Linked DNA regions of Homo sapiens: region 2 is linked to region 1. A link is a loop called in an ENCODE intact Hi-C map of the cell type or tissue named here. Cell type or tissue: IMR-90. All regions are shown on one strand. Each heading gives the region's core, and the rest is flanking DNA. Links, peaks and the distances in the headings are about the cores only. Region 1 holds the start of LOC124902177 (a long non-coding RNA gene). Region 2 overlaps MAMDC2 (MAM domain containing 2).

Region 1 (11,328 bases), core at 1,022-9,021:
TGGTCTGCCTTGCTAGATTGGGGAAATTCTCCTGGATAATATCCTGCAGAGTGTTTTCCAACTTGGTTCCATTCTCCAGGTCACTTTCAGGTACACCAATCAGATGTAGATTTGGTCTTTTCACATAGTCCCATATTTCTTGGAGGCTTTGTTCCTATCTTTTTATTCTTTTTTCTCTAAACTTCTCTTTATGCTTCATTTCATTCATTTTGTCTTCCATCACTGATACCCTTTCTTCCAGTTGATCACATCGGCTACTGAGGCTTGTGCATTCATCACGTAGTTCTCTTGCCATGGTTTTCAGCTCCAAAGGTCCTTTAAGGACTTCTCTGCATTGGTTATTCTAGTTATCCATTCATCTAATTTTTTTTCAAGGTTTTTAACTTCTTTGCCATTCGTTCGAACTTCCTCCTTTAGCTTGGAGTAGTTTGATTGTCTGAAGCCTTCTTCTCTCAGCTCGTCAAAGTCATTCTCCATCCAGCTTTGTTCCGTTGCTGGTGAGGAGCTGCGTTCCTTTGGAGGAGGAGAGGTGCTCTGATTTTTAGAGTTATTCCAGTTTTTCTGCTCTGGTTTTTCCCCATCTTTGTGATTTTATCTACCTTTGCCTTTGATGATGGTGATGTACAGATGGGGTTTTGGTGTGGATGTCCTTTCTGTTTGTTTAGTTTTCCTTCTGACAGTTAGGACCCTCAGCTGCAGGTCTGTTGGAGTTTGCTGGAGGTCCACTCCAGACCTTGTTTGCCTGAGTATCAGCAGCAGTGGCTGCAGAACAGCGGGTATTGGTGAACCGCAAATGCTGCTGCCTGATCGTTCCTCTGGAAGTTTTGTCTCAGAGGAGTACCCGGCTGTGTGAGGTGTCAGTCTGCCCCTACTAGGGGGTGCCTCCCGGTTAGGCTACTTGGGGGTCAGGGACCCACTTTAGGAGGCAGTCTGCCCATTCTCAGATCTCAAGCTGTGTGCTGGGAGAACCACTACTCTCTTCAAAGCTGTCAGACAGGGACATTTAAGTCTGCAGAGGTTACTGCTGCCTTGTGTTTGTCTATGCCCTGCCCCAAGAGGTGGAGCCTACAGAGGCAGGCAGGCCTCCTTGAGCTGTGGTGGGCTCCACCCAGTTCGAGCTTGTTGGCAGCTTTGTTTACCTACTCAAGCCTCGGCAATGGCGGGCACCCCTCCCCCAGCCTTGCTGCCACCTTGCAGTTTGATCTCAGACTGCTGTGCTAGCAATGAGCGAGGCTCCATGGGCGTAGGACCCTCTGAGCCATGTGTGGGATATAATCTCCTGGTGTGCCATTTGTTAAGCCCAATGCCTCGCCCTGCTTCGGCTCACACAAGGTGTGCTGCACCCACTGTCCTGCACCCACTGTCCGGCACTCCCCAGTGAGATGAACCTGGTACCTCAGTTGGAAATGCAGAAATCACCCATCTTCTGCATTGCTCATGCTGGGAGCTGTAGACTGGAGCTGTTCCTATTCGGCCATTTTAATCACATTTCTAATAGAAATTGAATATTGGAGGATTTCTAGTGAACATGTGAGGGGAAGAAGATCAAAAGATCACTTTGCACTGGAAACATTTCACTGTGTTTGTGCTGTGGTTGGAGATTTCAGTAAGATGGGAGCTGAGCAGAGGCCTACTGTGTGTCCTGTGAGGCCACTGCACTGGAGGCGACCTCAGGTGTCACTTGGAATGCTGTCTCTTCTCCCTTAGCCAAGGCAGGTCCTGGAGACCTTCAGAGCCTGTTTTCTAATGCTGTGGCAAACAACTAAAATGTCGACATTTGACCTGTGTGCTCCCAAATGGACCATAAAAAGATGATTGCTTATTTTATTTAGTAATAAAAGTAATATTTTTAGGCCACCCCTCCACAAGAAAGCTTAGAAATTGCTTAAGTAGCTGAGAAGCTGGCCACAGCAGGTGTGCTGGTAAGTGTTTAACAACCAGCTCTCTGGGGGGGAAACTATGAGTGTGCATCTGTGCTTATTTACCTGATATAAAGAATGTGTAACACACAGTTTACAAATAATAATAATATATTCACTCATTTTTTGGGGGGGGTGCAGGTAGAAACTCACTCTGTTGCCCAGGCTGGAGTGCAGTGGTGCAATCATAGCTCACTGCAGCCTTAAACTCCTGGGCTCAAGCAATCCTCCTGCCCCAGCCTCCCAAGTAGCTGGGACCACAGGCACGTGACACCATGTCTGGCTAATGTTTTATGTTTTTGTAGAGAAGGAGGACTTGCACTGTTGCCCTAACTGGTCTTCAACTCCTAGGCTCAAATGATCCTGTTGCCTCAGCCTCCCAAAGCTCTGAGTTTACAGGTGTGAGCCACCATGCCCCGCCTCACTAATCTTTATTGCAAATGCCACCCACCTATAACTTCAGTATGACTTGGTATTTCCTGCAAACTCACAATCAGTTTTTCTAATTCTGTTACCAAGAATAGTGTCACCAAACCAGACTACAAATAAATGTTTGACTCCTATGTGAATCGCCAAAGATGTTACTCATAATACTGGTGAATGAATGGAGCTCTGACATGCTACACTGTGGGAGGCTGTGGCTCTGGGTGTGGTAGAGCTGGTTGCCATCATAAAGAAAAGCTCAAGTGAATGGGGGGAGAGCAGGTAGAACTGGAACCCATGAGGACAGAGTTCTGTCCTACCTGCCTCCCACTGCAGTGATGTGGGGACCTGCAGGAGGAGTTAGTCCCACTCACACCTGGCCCAGGTCTCAGAGATACTGAGGGAGAATCTGGAGGAGCTGCCGACCGGCTGCTTCTCTGAGCCGCTGGTGCAAGCCAGCAGACCATCGACAACGTGTATGAGCTGCGACAGCCCCTGGTGTTGCCGGGACCCACAGTGCATTTTGGCTGACGCTTCCTATCTGCCCTCCAAATCTCACCTAAACCTCTCCTGCAGTCCTCATTTGGAATCATACAGGGAGGGAAGTCTGGAAAACAAAGTTCTAGCCTAGTTAAGTTGACTTGATGGAACGCCACCATGCTTGCTTGATGCTTCTGTGCTAGGTGGGGATCTCCTCACCCTGTTGTTCCAGGTTTCTTTGCCTCTGCATGGAAAGCTGTTTTTCAACCATGGGACCTGGAAAACTCCTGTAGTATATTCAAACCCTGCAAAGATCTCACTCGCTCTGAGAAAAGCTCCCGGACCCTTCCCCTCCAGGACTAGTTCTGTACCTTGTACTCAATGACTGTGTCTACTGCACATGCTAAATGTTCAAGGACAGAGTCACTAATGGTTAGAACAACTGAGCCAAGCTGTGCCCATCGCATAGGTGAAGAACTGGAGGAGCAGAGTGGTTGAGTAGCTTGCCAAGATCACACAGTGACAATTGGTAGGAAAGCTGTAATTTGAACCCGGTCTGTGACTCCTCTTTTAATTATAACCCACGGTGACTAGAAAGTCAAGGGAGATTTGGCTCCTGCCCATAAGAAACTCCAATTAGTGGAGGGGAAAGAGGTGGTTAAGGTAGTAAGTAGCTGGTCAGTTGTGCTATGTCTGAGACTGACAATAGGAGCAGAATGTGGAGTAGACCCTGGATAAGGGGGTCCAGGGTAGGAATGAGGTTGTTTCCCGCCTTCCGCCTTCCGCCTTCCACTTCCCGCAGCGGTAGCCTCAGCCTTCTAGGAATGGCTTCTCCCCAGCTGGAGGAAGGGACTAGAAGGCAGCAGTTATCTATGCTGCTTGCCGCGCCACTGTCACAAAGACTCTGGAGCTAGCCTGAGAACTGGGGTCACAGCAGTGTGCTCAGCCTACCTCCAGGGCCTCCTGGGTCTGGCCAGTAGGAAGATGAGGTCCGCGTTGTTGTCTGTCAGCAGCTGGGATCATACAAAGGAGCATTAGCCTGGGAGCTAGGGAGTGAGGTTCTAGCTGCCTGCTCGCTGTGTAGTCTCCAGCAAGTCCTACCCCTCTTGGGGTCTTTGGTTTCCTTATCTGGAAAACAAGGGGCCTGGGATGGGTGGCCAAGGCTCCTCCTTCCCTCAATCGCCTGGGAATCTTGGCAGTTATTTGGATTTGGCATTTCTCATGTAATTCCACCAGAGGGCGCCAAATACTAGCTCTTACCAACTTGGTTCCTGAAGCGGGTGTCTGCTGGGGAGGGCGCAGAGGAGGTGGAGTGTGAGTTGAGTGTGATAGTGTGGAAGCAATTAGCAATTAAGTGTATGTGAGTGAGTGTGTGTGTGTGTGTGTGTGTGTGTGTAGCACCAAAGCTCCTGTAACCGCCTATATCTCCCACCACCACCCTCTGCCTGCTGGCTGCATCTTCAGCCACTTGAATTCTCCTTTCTTAGCCTCCACGCCCTACCAGAGAGGCCTGGCCTCAGGGCCTTTGTCCTTGCTGTCCCTTTAGCTTGGAACACGCATCCCTAAGGCATCCACAGGGCCCTCCCTCACTTCTTCTTCATGAGGCATTCCTAACCAACCTACATAAAATAGCCACCCCCAAACTCATTCTAAGCTTTAGTTAAAAACATTAAAGAAAACTGTGGTAAAATATACCATAACATAAAAAGTACTATTTTAACCATTAATTTTTAAAATAAGAATATAGTTAAATACATATAACATAAAATTTCCCATCTTAGCTATTTTTAAGTGCATAGTTCAGTAGTGTAGCGTACATTCACATTGCTGTGCAATCAGTCTGCAGGGCTCTCTTTTTCTGGCAAAACTGGAGCTCTGTACCTACTTAACAATAACTCTTCATTTCCTCCACTCCTCTACTTTCTGTCTGTAAGAATTTGACTACATCAGGTATCTCATGTAAGTGGAATTATACAGTATTTATCTTCTTGTGACTGGCTTATTTCACTCAGCATAATGTCCTTCCAGTAGCGATAAACCCTTATGCTAGCATGTGCCAGAATTTCCTTCCTTTTTAAGGCTGAATAATATCCCACTGTGTGCCTGTACCATGTTGTGTTGACCCACTCATCGATGGACACTTTGGTTGCTTCTGTCTTTTGGCTGTTGTGAATAATGCTACCATAAATAGGGATGTACAAATACCTGTTTGAACTCCTGATTTCAATTATTGTTATTATTATTTTTTGAGACAAGGTCTTAGTCTGTTGCCCAGCCTGGATTGCAGTGGCACAATTTCAACTCACTGAAGCCTTGACCTCCCAAGCCCTAAGCAATCCTCCCAATTCAGCTTCCTGAGTAGCTGGGACTCCAGACTTGCACCACCACGTCCAGTTAATTTTATTTTTTTTTGTGGAGACAGGGTTTTGCTATGTTGCCCAGACTGGTCTGGAACTCCTGAGCTCAAATGATCCCCCTGTCTTGGCCTCCCAAAGTGCTGAGATCACAGGTGTGAGCTATCACACCTGGCCCCTGCTTTCAATTCTTGTTCCATGCTTTTATATTTTATTTTATTTTATTTATTTTGAGATAGGGTCTCGCTCTGTTGCCCAGGCTGGAGGGCAGTGTCCATGCTTTATTTTTTCTGCAGAGCACTAATTACCAACCAACTGCCCTCCTCCTGCCCACAACTAGAGATGCAAATGATTTCTATTTGGTAGAAAGATAACCCTAAAGGTTATAATTGTATTGCCTTAAGGACATTAGCCAGTTTTGTTTTATTTTATTTTATTGTTGAGACGGAGTCTCGCTCTGTCACCCAGGCTGTAGTGCAGTGGTGCAATCTCGGCTCACTGCAACCTCCGCTTCCTGGGTTCAAGCGATTCTCATGCCTCAGTCTCCCATGTTGCTGGGATTACAGATGCCCACCACTATGCCTAATTTTTGTGTTTTTGGTAGAGGTGGGGTTTCACCACGTTGGCCAGGCTGGTTTCAATCTCCTGACCTCAGATGATCCACCCGCCTCGGCTTCCCAAAGTTCTGGGATTACAGGTGTGAGCCACCATGCCCAGTCGCAACCGGTTTTACTTCAAACCTAGTAATTTTATTCTAACATTCTTTTAAAAATGTCTATAAATACTTAGGTCCTCCAAATACTTTTTGGACCAGCTTTACCATCTTACTTGTTTCATCATTAATGATTAATAAATCTCTGATATGTGTTCATTCCATCTTTGTTATGGGAGTTATGTTTTTTAACTTTTAAAAAAGTATGCATTGGCATCTAGAAGTTTTTCCCAGGGGCTAAAATCTGCTTTTGGATGAAATTCAGTACATCAGTAGTTTAGGACTTCGGGTGTTTGGGGGCGACCTGCACTAAGCCATGCAAGTGCGTGCGGAGCCTCTTGAGTTGTGGCTCCCGTTGGTGTACCCAGGGGGTCTGGAAATTCCAGGAAGCTTATGAGGACCTGGATCTGCTGGGCCCCAGGAACGGCCAGTACTTCCTCAGCAACCACTATGCGCCATGCACATTCTGAAAGCTTTCTATGTGTTAGCTTATCCTCACACGGTCTCCCTGAGATAAACACTAGTTTGCAGATGAGGAAACAAGCTCAGAGGGTTTAAGGAACTCTGAGGATCACAGTTTAAGCAAAAATTATAGAAGAAAGACCTAAATAAAGTGGTTCTATGTGCATCAAGGTGGTTAAATGGTTTTTTTCTCTAGTTCTGCAATTTCATCTAAGATCAAAGCCAAGAGGGGGAAGCTAAGGTATAGTCTATGGTAGGAGCAGCCTTGCCTGTGGGGGCAGACCACACCCACACAGGCAGATACCATCCATCAGGGGACTGTGGTCTCCTGTGGGACAGACAGACTTCCAGGGAGCTTGCTGAGAGGTGCCAGTTCAAAGACTAGACCCTCCCACCAGCTGTCTTCCCACCGTCATCCTGGTGATGTGAGAGGGGTGTTGTCATTGGCGGGGGATGGGTGCAGAATTCAGGAAAGGAGCTACTTACTCGCCACTCCACTCTGGGAGGCAAGGGAATATTGACCTCGTCAAGGGAGGCGAATCCCAAGAGCATCACTGTGAAGGCTGGGGGCCTGTGCCCTCCACTTGCCTCCCCACACACTGAACTGGGTGCTGGTAACGTCTTATCTACATGTGGCCGAGGGACCGGACCAGCAGAAGGTGTGGTGCTGTGGGTGGTGAGAGAGATAATAGGAAGCAATGGCTCTGGGATGGGCAGGGGAGAGACAGCCAGGGGTGCCCCTCCCTTCCTCTGAGGGTGAGGAGGATGGTTGCTGGATGCTTCAGGAGCTTGCTGGCTGGGGAGATGGTGGCTGCAGGCGGCTGGGGACACAACCTGTGTGGAAGAGGTGTGCACTTTAGAGGTGTGCACAGATTGGTACCAGTCTGTGGCCTGTTAGGAACTGTGCCACACAGCAGGAGGCGAGCAACAAGTGAACAAAGCTTCATGTGTATTTACAGCCGCTCGCCGTCGCTGGCTCACATTACCGCCTGAGCTCCGCCTCCTGTCAGATCTGCGGCAGCATTAGATTCTCATAGGAGTGTGAACCCTATCGTGAACTGTGCATGCGAGGGATCTAGGTTGCAGGCTCCTTATGAGAATCTAATGCCTGATGATCTGTCACTGTCTCCCATCAGCCCTAGAAGGGACCATTGAGTTGCAGGAAAACCAGTTCAGGGCTCCCACTGAATTATACAGTTCACCATAGAATTGTGAACTGTATAATTATACAATTCTATGGTGAATTGTATAATTATTTCATTATATAACAATCAGAGAAATAAAGTGCACAATAAATATAATGTGCTTGAATCATCCCCCTCCGTGGCACCCGGTCTCTGGAAAGACTGTCTTCCATGAAACTGGTCCCTGGTGCCAAAAAAGGTGGAGACTGCTGCTTTAGAGGACTGTGGCTAAGGGGTCAGCTGGAAGATGGGGCCCAGGGCTCAGGGACCCTGAATGCCCGGTTGCTGCCAATTGTTTGTCTTCATTGATCTCCTGGTCAGTGGACCAGATCAGCAGAATGAACCAGCAAGGCGAGGACTGTGACCTTCCCAAGGGCAACTCTTAATGTAGGGGAACCTCTGTGCACCTCCTACCCATGCCCCTTCCCATAAAGGGACTCAAAGAAGGAGACAGGGAGGGAGGGAGGGAGCTGAGAGCAAGTCCCGCTCTCCTAGGCCAGTGCTCAATTCCAGTCTGGGGATGGGGAAGTAGGGCAGACTGATTTGAATAAGAGATGTGGTTTGCAAATCAATGGAAGAAAACCAGGAAGGAAAACATTATAAGAACCAAAAGAGACCCAAAAGTCTAACGCTGAGTTCATCCGTGTGCGATGACAAGCCTGTCCCAGGTGGGTGCAGGTGGGAGTTGTTGGAAAGCTGAGCATAAGTGCTTGAACCCTCTGTGCCCGTTTCCTCCTGTATAAAATGGAGACAATGATAATACAGGAAAAGCTTCTACCTCTTAGAGGTGTTGTGGGGAGTTACCAAGTTCATCTCTGTAGGATGCTTGGCACATGGAAGTTACTATAAAGACTAGCTGCCATTCTTCAAATTGTGACTTCCCCAGACACCAGTTCAATGTGCTTTCTTCCCACTTGATTCAATGGCAGCCGTCTCGGTGGTGGGACACTCTGCTTGCTGTGAGGAGGATGGAGGAGAAGGGGCTCCTCGGGGCCAGGCCACAGGACCCTCAGGATAAGGCCCTGCCTCCATGTTCAGGGCTTTCAGCAGCTACAGACCTGACGGGGCTGCAAAAAGCTTTGCAGGGAAGATGGGGGAGGGGTGTATGCAAAGAAAAAGCTGACAAGCAGTCTGCTTTGGAACAGGGCTGGACACTCTGTGTTGGGGAGTCCAGGGCCCCCAGCATGCCCCCGGCAGCAGGGAGGGCATGCCTGGCAACCTTCAAAAAGTGAATTTCCAAAGAGCACCAGGAGGAAACCTTCCAGAACCTTCTCACAGAACCTTTGGATGGGCCTCTCAGGGCGCTGTTTTCCACCGTCCACTTAGATCTTAGTCCCTTACAAAAAGGTACCTCCCTTACGGGAGATGACTGAGGTGGGGGAGAATTAATTCCTGTTTTCCTGCCCTCATGGAGGATGTCAAGTAAGAAATCCGGAGAATTTCTCTTTCTCCAGTTCAGTGTGCTCAAAGGAGACCCACAGGACTGGAGGATCAACTGGGACAGGAGAACAGAGCCTTTCTTGTCTAAAACCAAGTCAGTTCCACAGAATAAAAGCTCATTTAGAGAACTCCTGGGCTCTGGGCGCCTATAGGGTGGGTAGGAGCTAGTCAGTCAGTCTGTTAGGGAAAAGACAAACTCATCACATGATCCCAAGCCTTCCCTGCAACAAGAAGACACTTGGCCAGGCCAAGAGGTGAAGTTCTTGTTTATTGTTGCAGCAACTCTTATACAGACATTAGCGTTCAGTTAAATAAAGGAAGATAGATAGCACAGTAAATACATCACAACCCCAAACTGGATGACTGTGGCCACGGGACGGAGGAGGGAGGGAGGGAGGGACCAGTGACCAGACTGTCAAGGAAGTACATTCAGTGGGTGTGCGGTGTCCACATTCCAGGCTCACGTGTAGATATATTTTATTTATATATTTATTTATATTTATATATAGATCATTGAGTTTTGTGTATACAAAGAACGATATTGTTACAAATACAATACTATACTTCTCCCGACACTTTACAATAAGCTCTATTTCACCCTCTTTACAGAACAATAGTACAAGTTCATACTCTAGGTGCTGTGCTAAGTATGTACAAGAAATGTCATTCCCACACAGTCCTCACACACTGCCTTGATGGAGGGGAAGAAAGATCGAGTTGTGTGCTCAAGTCAACCTAGGCCAGGGAAGGAGACACATGAAACTCAAACCAACAGGTGGCCTGTGAATGCGAGTAAACACATCTAAGGAGGGGCGGCCCCTGGTTGTAAACATTGGTAACGGCTACACCACTGGGTCGAGGGACCCGGGAAGGGCTCTGTAGATGGTTTTCATCTGTGTGCGGGAGGTGTTGGTGCCCACAGGGTGAGGGGGGCAGAGGAGCGATGGGGGAGGTAGTAGGTTACTCTGGGACTCCCTGAAGGCGGTGTTGATGGGCAATGTTCAGAAAGCAAACCCGTGCACAGGGACCCGGCACCCCTGCCATGCACTCCTAGGAGCCTGCTCTGGCGAGGGAAGGTGTCGCTGGAGAAGTGGGCTCCAGGCATTGGTCTTTGGGGGTTTCTTCCTCTCATGAACCCAAGGCTGATGGTGGCTCCCTGAAATGCTCACACTGGAGAAAAGGCAGGATGGGTTCTGGTGCCTCTGCCTGGACCAGGAGGGGGAGGTGAACGTGGGAGTCCAACCCCAAAGCTGAGCCACCAGCACACCCTGGTGGAGCAGCCACAGCAGCTCTGTGCCCTCACAGCGTTTGGGAAGGCTGCCCTGTACATAGCCTTCCCATTACATGGGGTATTTAGATATTTACATGTATAACTATATATACTGGGATGACAGAAGGGAAGACCACCACTTCTCTTGGGACTTTCAAAAAATCTAGCGACTTGCTTTTAAGACTGTGGCTGCTGAGGTGACCATACCTAGGCTCACTCCCTTGCCCCAGTGGTAGTGGGAAAAAGAACCCACTTCAGCTGGGTGGACCTGTACCGAGCTCCAGCAACTTCCACTCACTGGGTGTGAAGACACACCTGGATTAACACAAAAGAATGTGGCAGAGAAATCTTCTCACTCTAATGTTACAATGTCAGTCCTCTAGGAGAGCTTGCAGAATTGGCTTTTTCAGCACCTCTCAAAGTTTACAAGGTTTTTGTGCAATAGGAATAGAAAGTATATTCTCTCCTTTAGGTGAACATACATAACCGTTATGTGCAGGTTGTACAGGGATGCACTACTGGAGTTCTGTCCCCTGGCCAGTCGTGGGCGGGCCTCTGTGGCACTGCCCAGGTGCCTAGGGACAGACAGGCATGGGCCCCTACGATGATTTTCCAAGGCTCCTGATGCCTGAAATACCACCAGTAACACTTCATTCCTGTTCTATCCACTCTTATTGGCAGAGGAAAGATGAACTGGCTGATGACTCTTTAGTGTCTCACTGTATCACCAGATACTCTACAGCAAATGGAGAACCCTGGCCATGGTTCCTTCCTGGTCCTCACGTTTGTGATGGGTTGACCTTGAGGCTGGTCTCCCAGAAACATTCTGTAAAGCATCCTTCAAAGAAGTCCTGGGGAGCTTTACGGACCATCCCAGAGCCCCTGGCCCCACCGGGTGCCACTCTCTGCAGCAGCAGAAGTCCCTTTCCCCCCAGGGCACCTGGGCAGCCAGCGGCCTCCCTTCCTCAGGGCTCCTTTGTAACACAGTGAAACTGAGAGTGCCACTGCTCGTTCCTGTCAAGCACTGAGCTTCCCTGATTCTAAGCAGAAAACTCAGAAGATGCAGAGATCTCGGGGAATTGAT
Region 2 (11,328 bases), core at 1,071-9,070, 690 kb after region 1:
AAGAGGCACGTTCACATGGCGTGACCTAAAAACAAATATGAGATCTTTAATTTAAATGCAAAATTCCAATATTTTAAAATAACCCACATTTATGGCTAAGATGTCAAAATCACTCAATGAATAGCACCGACTTTCATCACACAGAATAAAATCTAGGTATTTTAAATAGTACATTTTATATAGTGTGTGCTCTCAAAGGTTCTTGACAAGAGAACATTAGCATAAGCTTATAGTAAAATCTGATCAGGTGAGAGAGAATGTCAAGAGAATTTTTTTATGGCACTCACTGAAAAGCCAAGATAATCACCAGCAGATGGACTCTGTGCACCTGCTTTAACACACATTCACTTAAATTCGAGTTGTACCTTCCAGCAGAACCGTTGCCTACCTCCTTTACATGCTACAGGAGCCTGCACTTTCTTTGGTAGATGAGAGGTGGCTGGAGAATGAACCCTATTTACCTGTCCATACATTGTAAGTCAGCAGTTCTCAAAGACCAGTAGCAACAGTATCACCTGGAACATCCAAGAAATGCAATCTGTTAGAAATGCAGCATCACCCCAGCTCTACTGGATTGGAAACTCAAGGGGTGGGCCTGGGGATGTGTATTTGAACAAGATATCCAGGTGACTCTGGGCTCAACTTTAAGAGCATTGCTTTGAGTTGTCCCTTTCTGGAGTGGGGAAAGGAAAAGGGGAGGGAGAGAAAAGGGGAGGCTGGGGAAGTACCCAGGGAAAATTGAGCCTCCCATGGCAGCAAAGTTGGTATTTGATATGAATGTTGATAGGACATAGCAAGGTCTTTATTTGTTTCTTTCCTCTTTTATACTCCATGTCCAACTCTCTACTTCTTCGGAAAAGGTTTGAGGTACTCACGTGATCTCCCCCAATCCAGCCTGCTTGAAGTCCCTTCTTTTGGGGCAGTAGCAAAGAGTGGGGAAAGAGGATGGTGCTAATACATTCCTCATGCCACAAGAAGCAGCACTTTTTATCCAAAAAGGGTTGGCCTCAAGAGCCCCAGCTTAGAATAGTCAAACCCAACAAGGCCTTCACCTTGGAAATGCACGTGAAGCACTTAGAACAGCACTTGGGCCTGAGTTGCAGTGAGTGTCGCCTGTACGTGGGAGGTATGATGGTGTCAGCAATTGCTGCAAGGGCCAGATTTCTCCACAAGGGTGCCTGGGTTGGCATCTAGAAGCAATTGCTATCTGCACCCAGTGGGCGGTTGCTATGTTAAGAAGATTGCCAGGAAGAGTTAGATCTTGATCTTGAAATCCTTCAGTCGGCAAGAAAGGATCCCTGAAGACAATGCCCTAACTGTGTCCCTCATGTGAGGATGGCCGTCATCTGAGCTCCAGTTAGCCTGTCGGTACTCGCCACGGATATAAGGATCCAGGCTGGGATGGGCATTTGAGACAACAAGCGTGGGAGGACAGGCTGAAGAACATCAAGCAAAACAAAGAGGCTTTTCAGATCCTTTCTCGTAAGAGTTTAGGGTTAGGGAGACCGAAGTGCAGACACAGGGTGGTGGAAGCCACAGGACGAAAGACAGCAGGTTAAATGACAGCCATGAATGTGGGGCCCTCCGAGAAAGCATGAGAATCTGCAGGCCAGAAAGGCCCAGGAGGTCCCCAAAGACCCACAGGCAATTGGATCATTGACATAGGAAACCAGATGGCCAGAGGTGGGTTTGGAAGGCTCGAGTTAAGGTTCTTGGCTTCAATGCCCCACCAACTTTTATAGAAATGCTTTTCATATCTTGTACAGCCAGCAGAAAGCACTTGTCGATATTAGGAGGGTAGAGGGAGAAGGGAAGGAGAATGAACAGAGGAAAAGGAAAGGAGGAGGAGAAGGACGGGGAAAGGGGAATAAGAAGACAGAAGAGAGGAGGAAAAGGAGAAAGGAGGAAACAGGGAATCCGAAAGGAGAAGTGAGGATAGAGGAGAAGGAAGGACAATTGCTAGTCCCAGAGTGTCCAGTGCTTTCCCAGCCCTGTGCTACATGTTTTGCAAGTGTTTCCTCATTTATTTCTCAGAACTATGAAATTTGGTCATGGAAGAGTCAAGGGAAGGAAGTCTTATTCCTAATTTAATAAAAAATAGCTTACAATGTACTTTTTCTGCCTAGGTCCCAAGATCCAGGCTTAGGTAACCAAATCAATTCAGTCTACATAATGATGCAAGTTAAATGCAGATTGAAACATTAGGTAATGGGGAGAGCTATGTAAGGAGAAGGTTGAGTCCACCCAGTTATTCTGACTTCAGTCATGCCGCTCTTCTGATTCTGATGTCCCTCAGCCTGCAGAAACATATGCCTATGGGGACCAGGGAGATGAATGCAATGTGCTAAATGGGCCTGGTGTAAAAGAATAAAAAGCAGAGACACTCAGTGTGAGGAGTGAAGAGGGACTGATGGCAATTATGGCAAAGTGGAGACCACATGCCACCCTCTGAAGAGGCAGCACCACTCAGCTCCAGCCTGTTGTCATCATCTGGTAACATGGTCTCAGTGCTTTGTAATTTTTTCAAAAGAGGCCAGTGATCCAGTGTTCAGGCAACTTTCAGTGGGTTGACAAAATATATCTGCAGGTTTATCTGCCCAGAGATTTACTTAACTGCAGTTACGTATTTTTCCAGGTTGCAAACAAAAATTGATCCTTTTCCTATGTTCCTTTCTCTTTCCAGGCCATTACATTTATGTGGATACCTCCTTTGGCAAGCAGGGGGAGAAAGCTGTGCTGCTAAGTCCTGACTTACAGGCTGAGGAATGGAGCTGCCTCCGTTTGGTCTACCAGATAACCACATCTTCGGAGTCTCTGTCAGATCCCAGCCAGCTGAACCTCTACATGAGATTTGAAGATGAAAGCTTTGATCGCTTGCTTTGGTCAGCTAAGGAACCTTCAGACAGCTGGCTCATAGCCAGCTTGGATTTGCAAAACAGTTCCAAGAAATTCAAGGTAGGTGGAGTTTAGGAGAAAGATATAAGGCCTATTATCTTTGCTTTATACTATTCTAAAATCTTATGAAAACTTCTGACATGGAGGTTAGTTATCTCCTGGATTATGACGTGATGTTTCATAAGATACATACCATAGAAGAATATTAGCAATGGAAATTAACATTTTGTTTATTCCTTAAAAGAGCTTCTTCCCAGATTTCTTTCCCATCTATTTAAATGAGCCTTCTGTAAAAATCTAAATGGGGCTTAAATCAACCTCTTCAATGAAAATAGATTTTCTATGGCTTTAGGGAGTATTCTCATTTCTATAATTTTATTTCATCCTTCTAAATTGTGTGTGCTATGTGTTTGTTTATCTTCTTAATCATTTCTTTGCTACAAATTTTGAACAAAAGATTATAATAAAAGGAAAGTGAAAATACTTTAAAAGAGAAAAGATACTTAAAGGACATGTTCCATTTCCTTTTCAAAGAGGGAAGTTGTTCCTTTGGGAGTCCTGGAAAAGGAAGGTAGCGAATGTAAGGTGAAGCTGGGTGTGGACTGGATAAGGAAGGAGGATGGGATCCAGACACACCTGGCCATGAAGTGTGATGTTTATTGAAAATATTTCATCGGGGACACAATGGAGCCATCATGAAAATATTCCCCATTCCTAATCCGTCTTTCAATTTCCTATCCCATCCCACTTCTTTGAAAGGCTTGAAATGCTTTACTCTCCAATACCCACTGTCTGCTTGGAGTCCTTCCCTGTCAGCCAGTGGTTGAGGATGGAGCATGGGGGCTCTGAGTTCTCTCTTTAACAACTTCTTCCCAGCAGTTATCACCTCCTAAATCTGCCAGCATAGTTGCAGAATATAGGGCTAAAACCACAGGAGAAAAAGTGATTACTTTCAGAAACAGGACCACAAGTGCTACCACAAGCACTGAAGGTGGTGGTGGTTGGGATAGCAAGAGAAGAAAAGACAGCTGACTCTGAGCTTCTATCAGATGCCTTATTTACCTTGAAGTTTTGATGTATGAGTTTATGTGCACATGCGCATGCACACACATATATACACACACATTCTTCTAGTAAAGTCCGTAGTGAAATTGGTATCCAATAGCAATTAGCTGAGACTAACAATCCTGTTTTGCCTTAAGTGGCTGAACAGCTCCAGACTAATAGCTGAAATACTGAACCAAGGAAACATGATGTTTTGAAGTCTAACTCCCCTTCTTCCCCATATGTTGTGCAGATTTTAATAGAAGGTGTACTAGGACAGGGAAACACAGCCAGCATCGCACTATTTGAAATCAAGATGACAACCGGCTACTGTATTGGTAAGTGGGCTTCATTTTCATTAAATCAAATTGTGAATCTTTTTCTAAAAGTTACTGTTGCCAGAGGGAACTGAATCAATCCTAAAGACCAACTATTTTATAGAATGCACTGCATAATGCATACTGGTTTAAATTCTTTGCTAGATTCATTTGAATACTGTATGTTTTTTGTCTTTAGTGTGGGAAGGCTCATTAGAATCTGCCTGTACAGTCTGGATTAATGAAAGAAATATAGATGCAGGAACTGTAACTTCAGAGCTGCCACCTTAACCTCAACACATTCTGATTAAAATAATTTACAAATTGCTGGAAACTCAGCTTTTTGTAGCATGTGCCAGAAAAGCAGACATTGTATTACCTCCTTTCCCTTATTTCTCTCTTGGCACACCACGGCTCTCCTCTTAATAATCACAGTTGTCACTTAGATTTCACTTGAGCAGAGTTGGTTGGCTGTCTCTTATCTGCCAGCTTCCAAGAGGGCATAAAGAAAGGATAAACCCTGTCCTATGGTGGTTCAGTTCCTATTTGTCTACATTGAAGCTAGTTCTGCATATGGCAAATACTGCTGAGGAAGGACAAGCTGTGCAGTGGAGAGGCGCAGGGAGGAGGAGAGGAAATTGGAGAGGACTGAATAGGGACAGTGCACTGGAGCAGGAGTTTCAAGAAGGAGAAGAATTTAGTTAAGTGGAGGTGCAGGGTAGGAAGGCAAGGGTTCTCCATGGCCAGACCCCTGTGGGGAGAAAGAAACAGGGCAGGTTCAGGCAAAGGCAAGAGGCTGAGTAGGGTGTTTGAAGTGAGACCAGGACTGCTAAGGGAGTTTGTGATGGAAGAGTGTGGATGCAGGATGTGGAGCTTGGACCTGCTGAATCATGTGGGTCAGCCAGCAGGGGAGAAGTGTGCAGCTGCACTTTCAGATGACTCCAGCTGCCACGTGGAAAATGAGTTGGGTACAAAGAAAATGCATAGCAGGTGGGAAAACCCCTAGGAAGCAGCTGTGACATTACAGAGGGGGCATAATGAGGGTAATACTGAATTAGCAGTGGAATTGGAAAAAGGCAGTAGAATTGAGAGATTTTTCAGCACTGACAACTCTTGAAGGCTAAATGAATGTGACGGGGAAGAGAAAGGAGAGTCAAAGAATATTCTGAACGACAACAACAACAAAAAAGCCTTTGCTAATTCCCTTACGTTTCACTTGTCTGTTTTGACCTCAATGATATCTCTAGGGCAAGTGAAAGAAAACAGACCATTTTCTGAAGATACAGTGAGGCTCAGGCTCTTTTCCTTGAGCCTCCCGCTGGGCTTCCACCTGGCATCTGCACAGCTTGTGAACGACAGGGAAGTCAGACACCTCTGGTGGAGCGCCACCTGCTGGCTCAGTCAGCTTACTGAGCCTCAGCCTCTTGGCATCCGTAAAATGGGAATAAAAAGCTTCCCTCCTAGGATTCTTAGGAGGAGGAATATCCTGGTTATGAAAATAATTGGTATATACAGTGCTGGACATCCAAAACATGTTAATTGCCTTTCTTCAAATGATGTGGTGACTTCTGATTTGTTTAAAACAAAAGGATGCCAACACTTTTATCTTGTTAAACTCTATGATCACACTCTGACTTCTTTCTTTCTGGGTACTTTATCTGCCTCTCTCCATTGCTCATCTGTAAAATGAGGTTAGTAACAGTGCCTATGTCATGGGGCTGCTTTGAAGATTGAATAAGTTAATTTATGTAAAGTGCTCAGAATGGAGCCTGGCATATTGAGGAATATTTTGCTTTTTATTTTACTCTTAGGCAGCATTTGGCACTGAATGTTAGGGCATTGGCTAGCAGACACTGTGGTGGAAACATTGAAAATGAAAATCTTAGAAATGTTCAGTGCTTGCTAATGTAAAAACACATTGCTGACTACACCAGTCAAGATCCTGGCAGGAAGGAGGAAACAGAGGGTACAGTCAACCTGAGTAATTTGAGGGAAGCTCACTGAAGAGACCACAAAGGTGTGAGTGGTAAAGGAAGCCAGCAAGGAATAGCTCTGTGACCCAGGACTAGTAACAGTGATGATTCAGGAGCTGTTATCTTCTTTTGGTCTGAAAGGACAAGGGAGGAGGAGTTTCCAGTACCTGTAAACAATAGCTATTTGTCAAACAAGGGCTGCTTGACAAGACTTGCCAACTCATGGCGACCTGGCTGGGAGACTGCTGGGCAAGTAAACCCCTGATTTCATTCTCCTTCCACCCTCCATTGGTCGAATCCAACAGGGAGATGGAAGGCAGGGTAGCCCATTGATACAGTCCGGATAGGTCAACCTCTGCAGGACCTATCAGGTGGAGAAGAGCAACGTGGATCCGCAGGGGGCCAGTGGCCAGCACAATTATACTTCCTAGTTTAACTGTGTGATTATAAGGGTCAATGGAGGCATTAGCTTGTGGGTTTCTTGCTCCCTTTTAAGGAACAATTGTTGATGGAGACCAATATATCCATGCAAACATGCCAATGACACTAAGGGTAGAAGAGGGGGATCTGATTATCTTCTCTCTCTTCTCTACTCAGTAGCTGCAAAAGGGACCAGAACCTAGGATATATCTGCCCCACCTATTTTACCTGGGTTCTGATTTATAAGAAAAACAGGGAATTTTAGCATCTCAGACACATGTCCCTCAGCTCTGGGCAACTTGTTCATCATGAGAAGAGAAAGGAATGGAGGACTGGGCCAGTAGATTCAAGAAAGGGTTGTGGAAAAAATTTTCTAGAGCTACGAGCATAACCCTGAACAGCTCTTTGAGACAGAGGTGACTGATAAAAATAGCTGACTTGTACCAAGCACTGACCACATGCCTGGCACTATGCTGGGAGCTCTCCACACTTACAATAGCTCTGTGAAGTGGGAACATTGTCCCCATTTCACATATGGAGACACAGAGGCTACAAAAAGTGGTAAGTCATGCTCCAAGTGACATGGCTAATAAGTGGAAGGGCCATAATCCAAAGGGCCAATGATGAATTAGAATCTTGATTCATTACAGGATCTGTCTCTCTTCTTGGCCAAAATTGTGCAGGGGTCCTGGTAGAAAGGTTGCAGTGGGCAAAGGAAGAGAGAAACTTCTGAATATCTAAGAGCAAACTCTGTAGTAGGATGCGTGTACCCAGGTGTGACTGTGTCTCCATGAAGTGTTTTTGTTTCCCTTCCCCAGAATGTGACTTTGAAGAAAATCATCTCTGTGGCTTTGTGAACCGCTGGAATCCCAATGTGAACTGGTTTGTTGGAGGAGGAAGTATTCGGAATGTCCACTCCATTCTCCCACAGGATCACACCTTCAAGAGTGAACTGGGTGAGCTGGGATCAAATAGAGTCCTTTTCCCAGGATAAATTTTTCTGCTGTCTCCTCCCACTTCCTGCACTGACCTAGCTGTGGCTTCTGTCAACAGGGAAGAGAGGAGGGAGGAGGGTGAGTAGGAACTAAGTAGGAACCAGGAGGTGTGACAGAAGAGTAGGGAAGGATCTACAGTGAGGTAGAGACAAACTGCAGCTGTGAGCTCTGTAGCTAAGGGGAAGGCCATTCCATTAAAAGTTCTCCTTCACCTGTGGCCTAGTCTTGCATTTTCATATTTCCATATTATGCTTTACTTTCTTGTATATTTGTTGTTTAATATTTCTCATTTCTAAAGACAAGGCTGGAAAAATCCTAGGTTACTTTTCACTGAAGATAGATCAAAGGATGGGAATGGGTCCTAAGAACTTCCCAAGTGACAGTGAGGTGAGCCAATACTGATGATTAGCTCTGAATGTGGTGTGCAACAGGCCCCCCTAGTGGCCAAGAAGGCTGCTTCTCTGCAAGGAAAATGGGAGGTGAGGTTGTGTTACCAGCGAGAAGTCAGCTTTGAGGAGAAGTCCTCCACAGAAGAGAGACAAGGGCAAGGGCTTACTTACTTGTGGGTTACCACTGCTCTCACCTGGACCCTGGTAGGCTTTGGAAAAGCCAAGGTCTCCCCACAGTTGTAAGACATTTCATCCTCGACTCCAAGGTCTCCACGGAGTGAGAAGCTTCTGGCAGCTGGCCTTTCAACAAGAACAAGAACAGGAATTTTTATTCTGTTGCAAACAGTTAACTTTTTCTCTTTTGATCCTTTACGCATAGATATTGAGGTAATATACTCATCCTAATAATTTGTTGATGGTGACAGTGTGTCCCCATGCCTGAAGACATAATGACCTTTTATGGTTCTTACCATTTTTCTTCATTCAGTATTGCTTCTCTTCATCTGAATATATTTAACCATGTCTCCAACTCTTTTTTTCAAAAGTGCTCATCCTTCAGCTTATCTTGACTCTGGACAGTCTTCATCCTAACCTTACTGTTCTCTTTGCTCCTATTCTAACTTCTCCTTTATATCCAGAGTCTCAGGTTCAATTCCCTGTAACAGCCAGGCAGACAGTATAAGCAAATGACATGTGGGCTGGGTGAGGACTGCGGCAAACTAGATGGCAGAGACCCTGTGCAAAGGTTACTTGGCTCCAATGAGTTGCTGCTGTGTGAGAATGTAAGCCCGGGTTGCCAGATCTTTTGATGTTTCAAGATCATTAGGAAGGCAGGGGATTTTTTTGTGTGTGTGAAATTTCCCAAATTTTTAAAAGTTGGTGAATATTTTCTAAAATCACAGTGTGGGCCAATAAAACACACTTGCCGGTCAGGCCCTGTTGGCCAACTTCTATTTTGCAACCTTCATTTGACAAGTTTCTTTTACAATACATTCAGGCTTCTTAGAATAAGCTCTTTATAAGTAACCACAAATAAAAAGACTGGAGTCTCATGGAGTTGCCTGTTTAAAACAAACGCAACTTTAAATCTAGCATTTTCATTAATTTGACCCAGCATTAGATATGATGGGGTAAATGACAGTTAAAATGACAGATCCTCTATGGCCCCTTCCCAGCTTCAAGGAAGACGCTTTCAAGAAAGGAAAAGGGATTTCTACCACAAATGGATGTTAACAAAGGGTGGTATGTGTCAAGTGCAATAAGAGTGGTCTCCTTCCTCCATCAAAAAAGAAAGGTGTTGGGAATTCAGAGACAAAAGAGGTCCCTCACTGCTTGGATGTCCTAGAAGACATGATAAAAGAAGTAAACTGTATTTCGGGGATGGGTATGATTTTGACAAAGATGAGAAAAAGCTAAGAGCAATGATACAGTGGTTGTGCTACAAGGGGTGGATGGTGGGAGAGATGTGGCTGAGAAAGCAGTGCAGGGGCAAATTCTAAAATGCCTGGAATGCCAGGAAAGAGATTTTAACTTTATTTCATTGACAATGGGAGGCCACACAGGTGTTTGGGCAGGGGAGAGACACCATCACAGCAGTGTATTTAGATGGATTAACATGACAGAGATTATTTCAATAGATGGAGAGTAAAAAGGTGGAGCAAGAGTACAGAAGAATCCCCCAGAAACTGTTTCTTCAGATGCATCTGGGGTCACTTACATAAGAAATTGAGATAAGACAAAAAAAAAAGCATGTTTATGTACTTCCTACCTTTAAAAGCAAAGCAAGTTTCAGCCCTTTTTTTTTTCTTTTTTGAGACAGAGTCTTGCTCTGTTGCACAGGCTGGAGTGCAGTGGTGCAATCTCAGCTCAGTGCAACCTCCACCTCCCAGGTTCAAGCAATTCTCCCTGCCTCAGCCTCCCAAGTAGCTGGGATTACAGACACCCACCACTTTGTCCAGCTAATTTTTGTATTTTTAGTAAAGATGGGGTTTCCCCATGTTGGCCAGGCTGGTCTCGAACTCCTGACCTTAGGTGATCCGCCTGCCTCGGCCTCCCAAAGTGCTGTTTAGCACTTTTGACAGTGACAAAGGATTGGAGTTTTTCTACGGATAGCCCATATTTTTACCTTATAAATAAGTGGCCCGTCCTCATTTGGGGCCCTTTGTAGGAACCACACTATAAATAAGTGCTCTGTGTAGAGTGAATGATAACCAGTCATGGCAAAGTAATCCATGAATCTGCATGAGTATTTTAAAAGACAGTTGGGTTAACTCAAAATAATAAAATGTCACTAACTCTGGAGAGCTTTATGTAAATGAGTAAAGCAACTAACAATCTCTTGGGGTTTCAGGAAAGAAAAGCCAGATGACTTTTTCTTCATGTGTGACAATAGGCTAGTTTTGCGATTGTTTTTCTGTCATATCTTAAGAATCTAATACAAGGAACAGAAAGGATCTTGAAAGGCTGATGCATCAAAATGACGATTATTTCTTGTGTCATTATCACAGTTGCACAGAGAGGCAAATTTAACAATGGGGAAGTGTTAAAGAACTTTTCCCAAATCATTTAAAAATTCGTTCCAAAGTCAAACCCTGTGGGTAACCAATGTTATGATTCAGTGATTATTCAGTGTTTCATTTTTCATCCTCGATGGCAAGAGGTAGCTGGCTGGGGAGAACATATATTTCTTGGAAGAGGCAACAGAGCAGTGGACTAGTGTCAAATCATCCATTTGCTTGTGTTACCTGAGTGCAATTCATCCTTTGAAGAGTGTAATTCTCCTAGTCCTTCCTCATGCCCATCTGAATCATAGAATATTCTGACTATATTTGTGTCCCTAGGGATAGAGAAAGAGCCCCAGGCTAGGAGTCCAAATACTTGTGCTCCAGGCCCAGTTATCAGAGTACTTTATTACCTTGACTAAACCCTTAATTTCTTAGTGTCTCCATTGATGCATCTGCAAATGAGCAATTTGAATTCAATGATCTCTAAGATGCGTTTGAGTTCCAATATTTTACTTTTCTCTCCTTGCCTAATGCTATTTACCAAAATCTCCAAGTTCACCATTCAGTGAGATCTATTTCAAAATGGCTTGAGTCCCTCCTGGATACTTATAAGCACATAGCATTTGGCATTAGAAAAAAAAAAAAAAAAAGAGGACTAAAGGGACCAAGGGGTGAGAAAAAGAGGCCCTGGATTTTCTAATGTCTTGACCAGAAGGGTCAAGACGTAAGCATAGTGGTGTGGTCATCCTTGAGAAGCACTAAGACTTGCTGGTAGGGTGCTGTCACCCCTG

What was found. Peaks named below come from ENCODE experiments on the same cell type or tissue, not always from the same donor. Only the 100,000 strongest peaks of a DNase experiment are listed, where the experiment ranks them.
Region 2: a loop joins it to region 1, with 3.0 times the contacts of the local background. A loop is called at or near these places in 21 of 110 quality-filtered maps.

Annotation. Positions count from the first base shown.
Region 1 is chr9:69,418,310-69,429,637 of GRCh38, forward strand. LOC124902177 (a long non-coding RNA gene) reads right to left here and starts at 4,206. Exons shown (of 2, transcript XR_007061568.1): 1 at 3,774-4,206. It overlaps APBA1 (amyloid beta precursor protein binding family A member 1), which reads right to left. Exons shown (of 13, transcript NM_001163.4): 13 at 9,223-11,328. RefSeq lists a silencer at 4,164-4,458. In IMR-90, for the core only: a CTCF peak has its summit at 4,070 (motif pointing right); a DNase peak (open chromatin) is centred at 4,072.
Region 2 is chr9:70,105,528-70,116,855 of GRCh38, forward strand. MAMDC2 (MAM domain containing 2) reads left to right here. Exons shown (of 14, transcript NM_153267.5): 3 at 2,684-2,955; 4 at 4,193-4,277; 5 at 7,468-7,605. Among named protein-coding and RNA genes, the nearest start is that of MAMDC2-AS1, 65 kb to the right of the region's middle. In IMR-90, for the core only: CTCF peaks have their summits at 5,646 (motif pointing left) and 8,084 (motif pointing left); DNase peaks (open chromatin) are centred at 5,174, 5,614 and 8,084.